Linked DNA regions of Mus musculus: region 2 is linked to region 1. Evidence: chromatin loops called from intact Hi-C (ENCODE). Cell type or tissue: gastrocnemius. All regions are shown on one strand. Links, peaks and the distances in the headings refer to the core of each region. The heading gives the core; the rest is flanking DNA. Region 1 holds the start of Coq2 (coenzyme Q2 4-hydroxybenzoate polyprenyltransferase). Region 2 overlaps Sec31a (Sec31 homolog A (S. cerevisiae)).

Region 1 (2,835 bases), core at 1-2,500:
TCAACGTCCGCCTCCGGGACTCCCGGCTCAGAGCGAGGGAAAATCTGCGTGTCCCTGGCTAAGGTCCTGACCGAGTCCCGAGGGGACTGGCCCAATGGGTGCATCGCAGCGGAGTCGCGGTCACTGCGGCCCTGCTCCTCAGGCAGGCAGGCTGTCGAGCGCAGCGCAGCCCAGCCCGCCCCACTCACCTATGGGCTTGTCCAGGCGCATGAGGCGCAGGTAGGGCTGCAGCGGGCGGGGCGCCGAGTTCACCACGGCCGCGGCCGACAGGCTGAGAGCTCGGCCCCGCTGCGTCCCGGGGGCCGGGGCTCGCCGATCCCGCGCGCCCGGAACCCCTGCGCTGCGCACCAGGGCCAATGGGAGCCCGCGCGGACCTCGCAGCCATGCGGACCGAACGGCCCGCAGGCCCCGCGCGAGCCCCGCGCCTCCCCAGCGCAGCATGGCGCCAGGCTGGACGCCGGTCGGTGGCGTCATCCAGGGCGACGGGCCGCGGGCAGGCATGCGCAGTGGTGGCGCGCGCGCTCCTGGAACTGGATTTACAGACCGGGCTGAGCCGTATGGTGCTAGAAATCAAACCTGGGTCCTCTGTAAGGAGAGCAGCAGGTGCTGTTCACCGCTGAGCCATCTCTCCATCTCCAGGCTTCTTAATGAACTCAAAAGGAGAGTGTTTGTTTATTTGTATGGAATAGTTCTACCATAAAAAGAAAAACTTAAGTCCAAAAATGTTAACTACATGGAATGTTCACCTTCTAACACTAAAAGGGAAACAAAAAGCCAAATCAAATTATGTAAATTTTTATATATGTATATTCATATATACATATACTCATATATATACATATATATGAATTTAAGTATATCTATCTATATCTATATACTTAAGGGAAATTCTTTACTCGAGGTGAACCTAAGTTTGACAGCTAAAAAGGATGCAGTTTCACTCAAGAACAACTTCATAACCAGGTGGTGGTGGCGCACTCCTTTAATCCCAGCACTCGGGAGGCAGAGGCAGTCAGATCTTTACGTTTTCGGCCAGCTTACTAAAGAGTGAGTTCCAGGACAGCCAGAGCTACACAGAGAAACCCTGTCTTGAAAAATAAAACAAAGAAAAACAAAACAATAACCAACTTTATGCGACCCTTGTTAATATAGTTGGCCGTTGCATGTTTGCAGGTACCTGGTATGTGTTATTCCACGGTAACCCCTCACTGACTGGCTCTGGACAAGTCGCTTATCTGGATTTTAGTGTTTTGAGATGGTGGTGTATCCTTTTCGGTGCCCTTCCTTAAAGCCTATGAAGTGAGTTCTGTGATCCTGGCCTGGCGCTTGAGGAAGGTGCAGCAGGGGGCGCGCTGGCCTTTGCAGTCTGGGAAGCGCTGCTGGTCCTTTGATCTTTTAGCTCCATCTGCTGCTTGCCAGTTGAGCTCCTCTACAGGTTTGCGGCCTTTGAGGCTCCTTTCTTTTCCCAAAAGTTGCCTCCACGCTGTTTATTTTCAAGCACCCTTTCAGGTAGCATAGGTGCCGCCATGCCAAACACGAGGCTCTTTCACACTTGCACACTATTTCCATTTGCCTGGAGTTCCCAACACAATATTTAAAATGCAAAAATCATTGCGAATGCTTTCTATTTTAGAGGGAAAGGATGATAAAGCTGTTTTTTAAAATTGCTTTTTTTTTATTTGAAAAAAATGTATTTTAAAGTCCACTAACTTTTTCACTCTCAAACCCATTTCAACTTGTCCTGCAGTGGTAGTAGGACATTATAAAAGTAAAGACTAGACTGAGTCCAAAGAATAGTTATTAGCATGAAGCAGGAGCGACCATGGCTCTCTGCCCTGTTCTGTTAACTCCATAGAGGGTCAATAGCAACCTTTTGCTTTTGTGACATGATGTCTGTGGCCTTCCGTGGGAGACACACACACACACACACACACACACACACACACTAAATAACTAAATACATGGAATAAATGTTTGAGGTTTTGGGTTTTTTTGGTTTTTTGTTTGTTTGTTTGTTTTGTTTTATTTATTTATTTATTTATTTATTTATTTTTATTAGGTATTTTCCTCGTTTACATTTTCAATGCTATCCCAAAAGTCCCCCATACCCACCCCCCCAATCCCCTACCCACCCACTCCCCCTTTTTGGCCCTGGCGTTCCCCTGTACTGGGGCATATAAAGTTTGCAAGTCCAATGGGCCTCTCTTTCCAGTGATGGCCAACTAGGCCATCTTTTGATACATATGCAGCTAGAGTCAAGAGCTCCGGGGTACTGGTTAGTTCATAATGTTGTTCCACCTATAGGGTTGCAGTTCCCTTTAGCTCCTTGGGTAATTTCTCTAGCTCCTCCATTGGGGGCCGTGTGATCCATCCAATAGCTGACTGTGAGCATCCACGTCTGTGTTTGCTAGGCCCCGGCATAGTCTCACAAGAGAGAGCTATATCTGGGTCCTTTCAGCAAAATCTTGCTAGTGTATGCAATGGTGTCAGCGTTTGGAAGCTGATTATGGGATGGATCCCTGCATATGGCAATCACTAGATGGTCCATCCTTTCGTCGCAGCTCCAAATTTTGTCTCTGTAACTCCTTCCATGAGTGTTTTTTTGTTTTTTAAAGAAGGTAAAAATGGTTTCAAACTCATATGCCCTGGGAAGTTCTATTCCTGGACTTGGAAAGTATTCTTTTTGTGGAGAGGCTGTGAACCACAAGGGTGAAATAAATAATGAAAATCATTGGAGCAATAAGATAAGGTGCAGATTAAAAGCTAACAGGCATGTGAGCTTAAAAGGTCTCACTAACAAGGCAGACAAGAAAGATTAGGGAAACTTCAATGTTA
Region 2 (2,911 bases), core at 110-2,609, 280 kb before region 1:
TGGAGAGATCTAAATAACTATATTTAGGTCATTTAAAGATCAAACTGTATGAGCTGGTGAGATAGCTAAATGATTAAAGCATTGGCTGCTCTTCCAGAAGTCTTGAGTTCAATTCCCAGTAACCACATGTGGCTCAAAACCATCTGTAATGGGATCTGATGCCCTCTTCTGGCCTGAGGATGTATTTGTAAAAGAACACTTTAAATTAAATTAAAAAAAAAAAAAAGATGACACCCCGTAAGCCACACCCTTAGACAGAACTGCCAACTCTAGCTTTCAGGCTAAGGGAAAACAAGCACATGCCATTCCTACTGCCAAGGAATCCCAGCCAAGTTTCCCATAAAGGAAAAGGCCATGGACAACTTTTAGAACGCTGTTCCAGGGCTGAGCGTGAGGACCACAGTTCAAGCCCCTGCACCCACACTTGCCTGTAACCACAGAGCTGGGGAGGCAGAGACAGGAAGATTCCTGAGGGAGGCCAATCAGAGATTCTGTCTCAAAAAACAGGTAGCAAGGCAACGGACAAAGAGACACTGTTAATTTCTGGCAGCCAGGACATACACACATAAGTGCACGTGCATTTGTATGTACATGAACATATACACACAGAGGAAATTAAAAATAAATAAAAAGTTATCAGAATTCTGCTGACCCAGAGTGTGATAATAACGGGGAAATTTAGGAGCATGCGTCTGAGGCCTTAAGAAAAGCCAAATGACTTTAACTTTGGTATTGTATGGAATTAACAAAACAAAAACCAAACAAACACAAAACCCCAACCACACAGTGAAGAAGCTTCCCGCCTGCTCACGTCTTTGATGCTTGCACTGGCTCATTTGTAACCTGAAACTTCACTGAACTAGAAAATCTAGTTATTTTAGTTGTCGCATATATACATACTGAAAAGTCAATTCCTTTAAATCCCATAAAATACAACCATATGCAAACGTTTATTTGATAAATGAATTTTTTTCCTGGCTTCAAATCCCACAGGCAGAATTTATTGTTGGGTTAATTCTGTTCTCAGCCCCCTAACCTTAAGGTTTCTGTACTCCTACAAAAACATAATCTAAAACTTTAAACTGGAAACCAAGGAACTTTTATTTTTATTTTATAAGACAGATAAAAGTCTACTGACAGGCCAGGCCCAGCATATAGCCCTGCCCAGCATCTAAGGCCCTGTGCTTAACTCTCAACACCTAAGAGAGGGAAATGTATTGAAACATTTCCTCACTTATTCAGTATTCTGTGTGCATGTGCGTGTGCATGGCGGGTAAGTGCGGGAGGCATGCACCACAGTACCCCGTGGATGACAAAGTTCAGGAGTCAGCCCTCCCTCTCCTCCTGCCTTGTGGAAGTGAATTCTCTCCTTTCTGCTGTTGCAGACCCAAGTTAACAGAGGTGAGTGCTTCCCACCTTGCTGGAGGGGTGCTGAGGCTATGCATGGAGCCACTGCATCCTGCTTCTCATGAGGGTTCCAGGAATCAAACAGGTTTCCAGACTTAACTGCTGAGCCAGCTTGCCAGCCAGAAGACAATTTTTAATGGTGCTGGAAACCAAGCCTAAACCTTGGCACCGGCTAAACAAGTGCTTGACCACTGAGCCACAATTCCAGCCCCAGCCATTCACATTTGTCTTAGTTTTCCAGCAGAGCAACTACAAAAGCACCTGCAATAATTGGTCTACTTACTTTAATAGAGAAGAGGAAAAGATATAAGGCTACGGCTTGGGGCTGGAGAGATGGCTCAGAGCACTCCATGTTCTTCCAGAGGACCCAGGTTCAAATCCCAGCCCCTACATGTTGGCTCCCGACTGTGTGTGACTCCAGTTCTATGGGATCTGACGTCCTCACACACACATACATGCAAAGCACCAATTCACATAAAAACACCAATGCACAAAAATAAAAATAGTGATTTTTAAAAGAAGACTGTAGCTAGAATCTATGTTCCAATAGAGAAAGATTAATTTTAAAGATTAAAGGAAATGAGCCTGGGTAATGTTCCTGACAGAGTTCTGATGGATTAATATCTGTCACCTTCCTCCAATGGTTTTAATTATAATTATGTGCTTAATATCCATGTGGAAAATTCTTATTCAGGTAGAAGTAAGATATTCCAAGGGCTGACAGGCTGAGAAGCACCCCTCCTCCTACCTCTCCTGTGTTAGGGTTAGAGCAGAGAATCTTAGCATCTTTTCCACAGCTTAACAACAACTCAGGATCTGCCATGCTCCAAGCAACTGCCAAAATCCCCCTATAAAAAAAAATAGGCGGGAGAGAGGAACAAATGAGAACAGTATACTGACGGAACTCACTTCTCTGTTTACTAGTCCAAACCGTTAACCTCGCAAGAAAAGAAGGAAGAGAAAGACAGGCACACATACACACACAGAGACACACACAGAGACACACACACAGAGACACACACACACACACACACACAGACGAAGAAAACCCATCTTGAGGAAAGCAAGTTTCCAGTCCGGCCTGTGCAGGCTCAGGGATTCACGTACTGCTAACAGCAATCTGGTAATGGATGCCACAGACACAGGGAGCTCAGCACTGTGCACAGCATTGTAGATGGTAAGAATGAGAGCAAAGGCCCAACCACATCGACTAGAAATAATGTCACAGGCTACGTTTTATGAGAAAACACTGAGATAAAAGTGCCCTGTATAGCTGGCTGTGGTGCCATGCACCCTTAATCCCATCTTGGGAGGCAGAGGCAGGCAGATCTCTTGTGAGTTCCAGGCCAGCCTGGTCTACACAGAGAAACCCTGTTTCAAAAAATAAAATAAAATAAAATAAAATAAAATAAAATAAAATAAAATAAAATAAAATAAAATAGCAAAGGAAAGCCTCCGTGTACATGGGAGATGGGAGGCGAGTGAATCGTCGCCAGTCTGCATC

What was found. Peaks named below come from ENCODE experiments on the same cell type or tissue, not always from the same donor. Only the 100,000 strongest peaks of a DNase experiment are listed, where the experiment ranks them.
Region 2: a loop joins it to region 1, with 2.6 times the contacts of the local background. A loop is called at or near these places in 3 of 42 quality-filtered maps.

The regions. Positions count from the first base shown.
Region 1 is chr5:100,673,801-100,676,635 of GRCm38, forward strand. It overlaps Coq2 (coenzyme Q2 4-hydroxybenzoate polyprenyltransferase), which reads right to left and starts at 456. Exons shown (of 7, transcript NM_027978.2): 1 at 189-456. The coding sequence starts at 441. In gastrocnemius, for the core only: a CTCF peak has its summit at 1,342 (motif pointing right); DNase peaks (open chromatin) are centred at 156, 468 and 1,352; H3K4me3 peaks cover 1,612 bases; H3K27ac peaks cover 1,565 bases.
Region 2 is chr5:100,393,647-100,396,557 of GRCm38, forward strand. Sec31a (Sec31 homolog A (S. cerevisiae)) reads right to left here. Exons shown (of 28, transcript NM_026969.1): 8 at 2,156-2,255. Among named protein-coding and RNA genes, the nearest start is that of Sec31a, 21 kb to the right of the region's middle. In gastrocnemius, for the core only: no CTCF peak of the experiment used is centred there; no DNase peak of the experiment used is centred there.